2 separate regions of the Homo sapiens genome follow, and region 1 is linked to region 2. Evidence: read pairs that join two places in POLR2A ChIA-PET (ENCODE). Cell type or tissue: K562. All regions are shown on one strand. Each heading gives the region's core, and the rest is flanking DNA. Links, peaks and the distances in the headings are about the cores only.

Region 1 (5,366 bases), core at 322-5,321, 200 kb after region 2:
TGTTCATAAATGTCTCTGATGATCCACATTTATTGAGCAATGGGAACTTTCTGGAAAAGGCGCTGTGGGAGCAGAATGCGGCCTCATCCCTGGAGCCCTGTCTCCCCCGCTCCTGACTCGCTGGCTGGGAGCAGCTCTGAGGATGGGGTTCTCCCCTCTCCTGCCCCTGCCACTCACTGGGCAGCCCCCTCAGACCCTGGGCACTGCTCTTAGCTCCTCTGCCACCCTCAAGAAAACACAGGAGCTGCCTGCTGCTATGAGGACCTCATTGTTCTCCAGAGCAGCCTCTCACCCTGACCCCTTCCCAGAGCCCAATCCATAGTGTGTGGGTGGATGGGGATGGAGGTGAGATCGAGAGCTGGGCTTTAGCGCGCATACCCTTAGGGAGGCTAGATGTCTACTCTGCCCCCAAGCCCCATCGGGCCCCAGCTCGCCACTCCAAGTCCCTCCTGGCGTGAGCGAGGAAGCGCCCTGAGGATGACATGCCAGCTACACCCTCCTCCCCCGGAGGACCTAGCTTTCAGCACAGGCCACCTGGCCACCAGTTCCACAGCCCTGTGAGTGTTCACTGGTCTTTCTTTCAGCTGGTCGGTCCGCTCTCTGCTCCTCCCCTCCCTTCTGCTCCTTCAGCTCCATGCTGCTCTCCTGCTGCCACTGGCCCCAGAGCCCACACAACCTCCTCAGCAGCTCATGAAAGTCGGCTTGGAACCCGGAGGAGGAGAAGTAGTAGACAAAGGGGTCGACACAGGAGTTCAGGGTGCTGAGAAGCGTCACGTAGATCCTCCACGCCGGGCTTTCACCGCAGATATAGCCCACGACATGGGACACGTTGTAGGGCCCAAAGCAGACAAGGAAGTTGAGCAGCGTGGCCGCCAACAGCCCCGCCACCCTCCTCTGCCGGCGGTGGCTGCCCCCTCTGCCGAGGATCCACACCAGGCGGCTGTAGCAGTAGCTGGTGATGATCAGCGGGACCACAAAGAGGACCACAGCCATCTCCAGCCGCACGGGCAGGAGGATGGCTAGCTGGTCCTTCCGGAACTCCAGGTAGCAGGTCCCATTGGTGCCCTGGCTGTGGGAGATGTCCCCTGAGAATTCTATGACGTAGACCACGCTGCAGTGAGCAGAGGCCAACAGCCAGCAGGCCACACTCACCAGACCTGCCTGCCCCAGCCTCGGCCGGGTCTTGTACCACAGTGGGTGGGCCACACTCAGGAAGCGTTCAATGCTCACAGCTGCCAGGAAGAGGGCGGTGAGATAGATGGTGGTGAAGAAGATGAATCCAGAGAGTGGGCAGAGGATGAAGGGCAGGGGCCAGTGCATGCCATTGGCTGCCTCCACCATGCGGAAAGGCAGGAACAGCAGCAGGAGCAGGTCCGAGGCGGTCAGGTTGAGCAGGAGCACGTCCACGGCCACCGGGCGGCGCTGCAGCTTGCCCACGAAGACCACCAGGGCCAGCAGGTTGAGGGGGAGCCCCACCAGGAAAGTGAGAAGGTACACCGAGAAGACGAACCAGTGATTGCCGGAGAAGTAGGACTGGTCGGGGCCTGTATCCATGGTGGTGGCCACTGGTGAGAGAGAGTAACATGGAGTTGGTAGTGGGGGCCCTAACGGCCTCTGGCCAGCAGCATCTCCCCTAAAAGGGCACGAGGTCACTACGCCCACCCCTCTTGTCTCTGGGTGCCTTCCAGGCGGGGTCAGCCTGCCTGTCTTCCTGAGCATGCCCTGTCCCCTGTCCCTTCCCCAGCAGAGAAGCACCAAGGTGCTCCTCCACCCAGCCCCTCGGGCCCAGGCTCACCTGCTTCTTTGAGACCCCAAATGCTCTGCCGCACAGCACCTTGCTGTCTCTCCAGACCTAGTGCAGTTGGCTATTTATCCGGCAGAACTGATAAAGACCTGGCCGTGCCCATGACGTCACTCACTGTTGAGCAGTGGCACATAGATGCCTTGAGCTCCGTTGCCAGGGCTGGTCAGCATGCTAAAAGGGGAACAAATTCCACAACTGCGTGCCTCCCTCCTCATGCAGTCTCAGCTGGGATGCTCTAAGCAGGCCCCAGCCGACGTCTTCCTCTCCCCTTCTTCACTTGAATTTTGTCTGCTTCTCTAGAATGGCATTTATCCAATTTGCCTTGTAAGGGCAGGAAGTGTGATGCAATGACAGAGAGCGAGCTCCGTGAGGTCTGTTTCTTCCTGACTTTGTGATTTGGGGGAAATGACTTAAATTCTCCATGTTTCTGCTTTCTCCCCTGCAGAACAGAGCTCATCATAATACCCATCTCATAGATCAACGCATTAACACATGCAAATTAAAACAATATGTAGGTCGATTAAAAGATTACTAATACATGTTGAGTGGTTTGACGGAAGCCTGGCGTGTGGTCGTGAGCAGGCAGCGGATGCCAGCTGCTATTTTCCCTGTCACTGGTGCAGGATTATCTCTGGGGTGACAATGTAATAATAATAACAATAATAATGGTGGTGGCGATGATGACAGCAGCTGCCTTTTCATGGGCACATAATCCATAGCAGACACTGCTTCTAGGGCAACGCTTTTATGTCATAAAATCCTTGTCCTTCACCGTAGGGAAGTGACTTGCTCCAGGTGATACAGCTTGTGAAATGTCACCACTAGGGTTCAAACCCAAGTGCTGTCCAGTTTCACAGGTGATCTATTAGTTCATTCAAACAATCACAGGGCACAATGAGATATGATTTCACATCCACTAGAATGGCCACAAGCAAAAAGTCAGACAATGCCTATGGTCGGCGAGAATGTAGAGAGATAGGGGCCTCATTCACTGCTGGTGAGAATAATGGGAGGTGGTGTCCCTGCTTTGGAAAGCAGGTGGCAGTTGCTTAAAAAGTTAAACATAAATTCACCATGCGATCCAACAATTCCACCGTAGGTATTTACTTAAGAGAAGTGGAAACTCAGGTCTACTTAAAGACTCAGTCCTAAATGTTCACAGCAGTGTTGGTCATAGTCACCAACAGTGGAAATGTTACCTGGCAGCCCATCAGCTGGTGAGTGAATAAAAAAGTGGCACATCCATATACTGGAATTCTATTTGGCAAAGAAAAGGAATGAGCTACCCATACACACTACAGCCTTATGTTGAGTGAAACAAGCCAGACGTAAAAGACCATGTACATATATTGTCAGATTTCATTTATTTATATGATATGTCCAGAATAGGCAAAGTTATAGAGTCAGAAAGTAGACTCGTGGTTGTCTGGGGGATGGAGGTAGAAATGAAGATTAAGTTGTTTTTTTTTTTTTTTTTTTTTTTTTGAGACAGGGTCTTGTTGTCGCCCAGGCTGGAGTGCAATGGTGCAATCTTGGCTCACTGCAAACTCTGCCTCCCGGGTTCAAGAAATTCTCATGCCTCAGCTTCCTAAGTAGCTAGGATTACAGGTGCCCGCCACCACGCCTGGCTAATTTTTGTATGTTTAGTAGAGATGAGGTTTCGCCATGTTGGCCAGGCTGGTCTCGAACTACTGACCTCAGGTGATCCGTCCACCCCAGCCTCCCAAAATGCTGAGATTATAGGCGTGAGCCACCCCGCCTGGCCCAAGATTAAGTTTAAATGAACATGAAGTAAAATCCTTTACTAGGGTCATGAAAATGTTCTAAAACTAGCTGATGGTAATGGACTCACACCTCAGTAAATTTACTAAAAATCATTGAATTGTACACTTAACATTGGTGAATTTGATGATATGTACATAATATCTCAATTAAGCTGTTAAAAGTGCAGCAGTAGGCTGGGTACGGTGGCTCAGGTCCGTAATTTTAGCACTTTGGCAGGCTGAGGTGGGAGGATTGCTTGAGCACAGGTTGTTTGAGACTAGCCTGGGCAACATGAGGAGACCCTATGTCCACAGGGGAAAAAAAAAAAAAAAAGAGAGAAAGAAAAAAGAAATTAGCTGGGTTTAGTGGCATGTGCCTCTGGTCCCAGCTACTTGGGAAGCTGAAATGGAAGAATCGCTTGAGCCCAGGAATTCAAGGCTGCAGTGAGCCATGACTGTGTCACTGCACTCCATCCTGAGCAACAGAGTGAGACTGTGTCTAAAAAAAAAAAAAAAAAAAAAAAACAACACGCAGTTGTGAACAAAAAGTTTTTGCTGTCATGCTGTTTACATTACATTTGGTGGTGAGGGCTTGGGGGATGGAGTAGGGGAAGGATCATGAAGACGTGGATACTGAAGAGGCAAAGAGCCACTGGAGGGAACATTGGGGCAGGGGAGTCACGGGTGCACAGACTTGGCCTGCTGGGGGAGCTGATAGGAGGTTTGGGTCTCACAGGAGTGAGAGGCGCCTGGGGTGGATCACACTGAGTCTCCTGGGCCCCAGGGAGGCACTGGATTTGCCCTAAGTGGGGGGAGGCAGGAGGAACTGGGAGAAGCAGCCCAGTACCCAGCAGGGGCTATGGAGCAGGAGTCAAAGAGAGTGGGCCCTGGCACCCTGTGATGCGGGAGGAGGCACTGGGGCTCCCTGGGGTGGAGTTTGGGTTTTTACTGAAATTCCCTGGTGTTGTCACTGCACAAGTGCCGGGCTTGTTTCTGGCTTCCAAAAGAAGTTACTTAATTTCTCTGGCCTGTTTCCATATTGATAAAACAGACATAGAACTTTCTTTGGAAGGCTAGTAGAGGCATTCATTCATTCATTGAGCGAACATTTACTGAGCACCTACTGCGTGCCACTCTGTCTTCTGGGCGCTGGGGATATATCATCAATTACAAGAAAAATCCTTGCATGCGTAGACATTTCAGCCTGAACAGAGCTCATTTGTAGAAATTGGTGCGTGCACCCCAGCTGGTGGCTGCCATTTGTTGTGCTCCAATACATCATCATGTGCATGGCATTGCTGTAATTTAGAGCAGGTGCCCAGGTGTCTGTCTCCTTCACAGCCACAGCCACTCCCTTCTGACCTCCCTCTCATGGATGTGGGATGCTATCCTTTGCGAAATGGACCACAAATACAGGGTTAACCCCCACACCCCCAGGTTTCCCAAATGTCCCCTGGCTCTTGGGGGTTCTGCTTGGAAGGATCACATCCTGCTTTTACCCCTTCCTTGCTGTAGGGCCTTAGGCAAGTTTCTTCATCCCATTCCAGGATCGTAGCTACCTGGTGCAGCACCTTTGTGCAAATTAGGTGCTCCCTTTCCAGAGGAGCCCATCCCGCACCAAGTGCTGCCTAAGGAGTGGCTGGTGTATTTCTTCAAATTAGAACACAATACTCCTTCCCTTGATGCAAGCAAGGCAGGCATGTGGCTTGTTGAGCAAAGCACAGGCTAGAATTTAGTCAGTGTTTGCTCCTCTGCCCAGTACCTTCGTGTAGTGAACACCCGCTCATCCGTACGGCAGT
Region 2 (5,366 bases), core at 303-5,302:
CACACCCCACTGCCGCCCCCTATCCCTGAGTCGCGCCTTGGCCCCCCTGCAGGCACCGTGCAGGGCCTGGTGGTGAACACGGGCGACCGCACCATCATTGGGCGCATCGCATCGCTGGCGTCGGGGGTGGAAAACGAGAAGACACCCATCGCTATCGAGATCGAGCATTTTGTGGACATCATCGCGGGCCTGGCCATTCTCTTCGGTGCCACATTTTTTATTGTGGCCATGTGCATTGGCTACACCTTCCTGCGGGCCATGGTCTTCTTCATGGCCATCGTGGTGGCCTATGTGCCTGAGGGGCTGCTGGCCACTGTCACAGTGAGTGGGGGCAGGCGGGGATGCAGGGAGCTGAGGGGCCTGCTCAACCATCTGTTCTTTCCTCCACATTTCCCCCATCACCTCCCTGCCTGTCTATCTGTCCACTTAGCTCCCATCCATTCTCCTGCCTTCCCATCATCCACTCATTCAGCAAGTCCTTCCCGAGGCAACCCTGGGGCAAGTCCTGTGCCACACATTGAGGGCGCAGAGATGACGAGGCCGGGTCCTTAACTGGAAGAGGCTGATGTCCTGTGCAGGCAGCCAGCATGTCACCAGACCTTCCACAGTCAGCACCCAGCTCCAGACCAGTCCCCAGGGAGGTGCGGGGAAGGTTCCTCTTCTCATTTTGATTGTGTGAAGAGAATTTTCAGAACCTCGGCTGGGACAGCTCAGAGAGGGGCCTCGCTACTGTATCTGGGCAGACTGGGGAAGGAGTCCCAAACAAAGCACTGGCTGAACAAAAGCTGGGGCCAAGAAAACACCTGGTGTTTGCAGAAGCACGTTGCACACGCAGCCCCGCGGCTGGGGTAAAGCCTTCCCCGTTCTTTGACGCGGGGAAGAGGACTGGAAGCCAGGGTGGGTCCCCAGCCTGCGGTGCTCACCCCTTCCCCAGGTCTGCCTGTCCCTGACAGCCAAGCGCCTGGCCAGTAAGAACTGCGTGGTCAAGAACCTGGAGGCGGTGGAGACATTGGGCTCCACTTCGGTGATCTGCTCGGACAAGACAGGGACTCTCACTCAGAACCGCATGACTGTGTCCCATCTGTGGTTTGACAACCACATCCACACAGCTGACACCACGGAAGACCAGTCAGGTGTGGGGGAGGGAGGGCACAGGCGCCAGGGCAGGATCTGGTGGATGGTGGAGACCTGAAGAGGGATAGGGAGGTAGGGAGGGCTTTGTACGAAGGCGGGGCGGCTCGGCTCCAGGTCTCAAAGGAGACTCGCTACCGGGTCTAGAGGGAAGGGTCATCCGGGGGCTGGGTCCCTCAGGGTTGGGTGGAACCCAATTCCACCCAGGTCTGGGGAGGGGGCCCGCGATATGAGCCTAGGAGGAGGGGGCTCGGTTCTGGTCCGGGAGAGCCGCCGTGCGGGACCCAGCCTGGACGCCTGGTCTGCAGGGCAGACGTTTGACCAGTCCTCGGAGACGTGGCGGGCGCTGTGCCGGGTGCTCACCCTGTGCAACCGCGCCGCCTTCAAGTCCGGCCAGGATGCAGTGCCTGTGCCCAAGGTGAGAGCCAGGGGGCCTCCAGGGAATCCCGGGAGGCTGGTGTAGCCGGCTTCGCCCCTGACACCGGTCCCCGCTCCCAGCGCATCGTGATTGGAGACGCATCGGAGACGGCGCTGCTCAAGTTCTCGGAGCTGACGCTGGGCAACGCCATGGGCTACCGGGACCGCTTCCCAAAAGTCTGCGAGATACCCTTCAACTCCACCAACAAGTTCCAGGTGCGCAGCCGGCCCCGCCCACGGCCTGGGCCCGCCCACCTCGGGCCCCGCCCCAGGCCACACCCACATCAGCGGGCCACGAGGGGCTTCGCTCCTTGCCCCTTCTCTCCGCAGCCAAACCCCACCCCATCTCCCGCTCCGCCTATGGCCCCGTCCACCAGAGGCAAGGCCCCGCCCACCACCCAGCCCCGCCCACAGCTTCTCCTCGGCGGGACTGTCCATGGGGAGCACCTCGCTCTCCAAATCCGCCCCCAGCCCAACTCCGCACCCTAATTCTGTTCATTCCCTGCGTCCAGGACTCCAAATCTGCACCTAGCCCCGCCTTAACGCTTACCTTCTACCAAGGACCCCTCCACACAAGGCCTCCATCTTCCACCTTCACCCTTCCCCGCAGCTCTCAGAGCCCGCACCGAGCTCTCGGCCCCGCCCCTCTCCTCAGCCCCGCCCCGTTCCCTCGTCCACAGCCCCGCCCCGTTCCCCCGTCCACAGCCTCGCCTCTCCCCCCCGCCCACAGCTGTCCATCCATACGCTGGAGGACCCGCGGGACCCGCGACACTTGCTGGTGATGAAGGGCGCCCCCGAGCGCGTGCTGGAGCGCTGCAGCTCCATCCTTATCAAGGGCCAGGAGCTGCCGCTGGACGAGCAGTGGCGCGAGGCCTTCCAGACCGCCTACCTCAGCCTGGGAGGCCTGGGCGAACGCGTGCTCGGTGAGACCCCTGGGCAGGGGAGGAGACTCCAGGTGCGAGGAGGAGCTAGCACAGACCCTGCCCACCACTCCCGGCCCAGCCCTGACCGTCCTCATCCCTGGCTGCTGGCTGATTTGTCGCAGTCCACAGCCTCACCCTTGACTTTCCCTGTACCAGTCCTGACCCCTGTCTGTCCTCACTTTCTACCTTGACCCCAGTCCTCACCTGGACTTTTATCCGTATCCTGACCTCTAACCTCTCCCAATTTTTGTCCTGACGCCTTAAACTTCGCTGCCTCTACCCTAGAAAGCAGATCTGTGGTCCAATTCTGGGCCTTTTACTTGCTGTGTGACCTCTGGCAAGAAATGTCCCCTCTCTGAGCCTCAGTTTCCTCATCTGTAAGATGAGAATGGGCCTCACAGGGTGGTTGTGAGGGTAGATTCAGATAATGTGAGTGAAGGGGTCAGCACAAGGTCAGGCATCCATAGGTGTTTGGTGCAAGGGGCCTGGTTATTTTACCCATTTCCTGGCCCTGCTAAGAAAGGGTGTGCCCAGGGCTCTTCCCTGACTTCCCCGTTTCCGGTCAGGCTTCTGCCAGCTCTACCTGAATGAGAAGGACTACCCGCCTGGCTATGCCTTCGACGTAGAGGCCATGAACTTTCCATCTAGCGGCCTCTGCTTTGCGGGACTTGTATCCATGATTGACCCACCCCGGGCCACCGTCCCTGATGCTGTGCTCAAGTGTCGCACCGCAGGCATCCGGGTATGCCACTGTGGGGAGGAACAAGTGGAGTGAGGACAGAGGATGGCAGCAGGATTTGGGTTGAAGAACCCCATGACAAACCCACCTGAAACTGGCTTGAACCAAAATGCATTGGTTTATGATACTGAAAAATTCTGGGGAATTAAGCTTCAGGTCTAGCCAGATCCAGGAGCTCAGTGTCATTAGGAATTTTCCTTTCTCCATGTCTCAGCTCTGCTGTTCTCTTTGCTGGCTTTATTTGCAGGCACTCCCTTCACTTGGGGACACACACACCCCTGCTCCAGCAGCTCAAACTTAACTCCCACCTGCTTAGCCACCCCACAAAAAGAGAGTGCCTCTTTTGCAGTAGCACTGGATTGGGTCACTCATTTATCCCTGAGCCAGTCACTGGGGCTGGGGGATGGAAGACCTTGATTGGCCAGGTCTGGGCTTACTTACCCAATCTTAGCCAGGGACCTCACTGCAACTGATGGTGTAGGGGAGAGGAGTGGTTCCCCAAACACAAAACAAGGGTGGGAAAGCCAAGGCCAGGCAGGCAATGCCCAAGCCCTTCCCGTGTCTCTACGGCCCTGTTACATCGGGCCTTGTTACCTTTCTAAGCTTGTTCGTTAGCCCTCTTTCCTTGTTCACTCCTCTGCAGTTATGGTGTCCTCCCTGCTGTTCCTCCGACAGTTCGGGCCTGTCCTCACCTCAGGGCCTTTGCACCTGCTGTTCTCCCTGCCAGGAGCACTCTTCTCCCAGCTTTCCACGTGGCTGACTCTCTCACCTCTTACAGGTCTCTGCTCAGATATCACCTTCTCAATAAGCCCTTCCCTGGGTACACTTAAAATCGAGTCACCGTTTCCTTCACCAAGCTTAATATGTTTTTTTCCACTTTCTAACACACTATATAATTCGTTTCTTTATTTTCTGTCACCCTCACTAGAGCTCCTCAAGGACAGGGATTTTTGTCTCTTTTGTCTCTGCTATATCCCAGGCACGTAGGAGGTGGTCACGCTTGGTCAAGTAAATGAACACGTGTATCAGCAGATGTCTCCCAGGGAGGACAGGGAGATTGGGCTGATCTGAAGGGGTCAGTGATCCACTGGTTCCCCCTACAGGTGATCATGGTAACGGGTGACCACCCCATCACCGCCAAGGCCATTGCAGCCAGTGTGGGCATCATCTCGGAAGGCAGCGAGACAGTGGAGGACATCGCTGCCCGCCTCCGTGTGCCCGTAGACCAGGTTAATCGCAAGTAAGCCCCCCCAGACCTCCCCGGGGTTCTCCCCACATCTGGCACAGACCGAGGTCCCAGCGAGGTCCTCCCATCTCCTCCCCAGGGATGCCCGTGCCTGTGTGATCAATGGCATGCAGCTGAAGGACATGGACCCATCGGAACTGGTCGAGGCCCTGCGCACCCACCCCGAGATGGTGTTTGCGCGCACCAGCCCCCAGCAGAAGCTGGTGATCGTGGAGAGCTGCCAGCGGCTGGTGAGCCCTGCTGATGAGGGTGGGCAGGCGGGCAGACAGGCGGGGCTGGTCTTGGACCGGCCTCTCACTGACCACCCACCCACCACCTGCACCCACTGCCTGCAGGGTGCGATTGTGGCCGTCACGGGGGATGGTGTGAATGACTCCCCAGCTCTGAAGAAGGCAGACATCGGAGTAGCCATGGGCATCGCTGGCTCAGATGCTGCCAAAAATGCAGCTGACATGATCCTGCTGGATGACAACTTTGCCTCCATTGTGACAGGCGTGGAGCAGGGTCCGAGCCACGCCAGGGGGAGGGCAGGCAGTGTGGGCACAGGAGGGAGAGGGCTGTGAGGAGGCTGAGGTGCCCACCCTACCCCACAGGTCGACTGATCTTCGACAACCTGAAGAAGTCTATTGCCTACACATTGACCAAGAACATCCCAGAGCTGACACCCTACCTCATCTACATCACCGTCAGCGTGCCCCTGCCCCTCGGGTGCATCACCATCCTCTTCATCGAACTCTGCACTGACATTGTAAGTCCACAGCCCAGGGTACCCATCCACAGGGTGCCCAGAGACACTTGCTTGCAGATGGACAGGAGGGACAGAGACCACCACAGACACTCTTGGGCACAGAGTGACAGACAAGACCTGTGTGTGCAATGACAGCCAGTGCAGGACACATGGGTGGCAGGC

The links. Peaks named below come from ENCODE experiments on the same cell type or tissue, not always from the same donor. Only the 100,000 strongest peaks of a DNase experiment are listed, where the experiment ranks them.
Region 1: POLR2A ChIA-PET joins it to region 2 with 5 read pairs; 3 of 35 experiments call an interaction of 5 or more read pairs at or near these places.

Annotation. Positions count from the first base shown.
Region 1 is chr19:35,355,079-35,360,444 of GRCh38, reverse strand. It overlaps FFAR3 (free fatty acid receptor 3), which reads right to left and starts at 1,985. Exons shown (of 2, transcript NM_005304.5): 1 at 1,796-1,985; 2 at 1-1,565. The coding sequence starts at 1,554. The coding sequence ends at 514. RefSeq lists an enhancer at 137-664 and a silencer at 5,317-5,366. In K562, for the core only: a CTCF peak has its summit at 4,234 (motif pointing right); no DNase peak of the experiment used is centred there; H3K27me3 peaks cover 676 bases.
Region 2 is chr19:35,554,760-35,560,125 of GRCh38, reverse strand. It overlaps ATP4A (ATPase H+/K+ transporting subunit alpha), which reads left to right. Exons shown (of 22, transcript NM_000704.3): 7 at 53-321; 8 at 935-1,133; 9 at 1,440-1,549; 10 at 1,630-1,764; 11 at 2,279-2,471; 12 at 3,038-3,213; 13 at 4,314-4,450; 14 at 4,536-4,686; 15 at 4,792-4,960; 16 at 5,050-5,204. Among named protein-coding and RNA genes, the nearest start is that of ATP4A, 6.2 kb to the left of the region's middle. RefSeq lists enhancers at 862-961, 1,416-2,031, 2,101-2,190 and a silencer at 1,741-1,840. In K562, for the core only: CTCF peaks have their summits at 2,370 and 4,304 (motif pointing left); DNase peaks (open chromatin) are centred at 1,895, 2,245 and 4,285; H3K4me3 peaks cover 1,029 bases; H3K27me3 peaks cover 2,047 bases.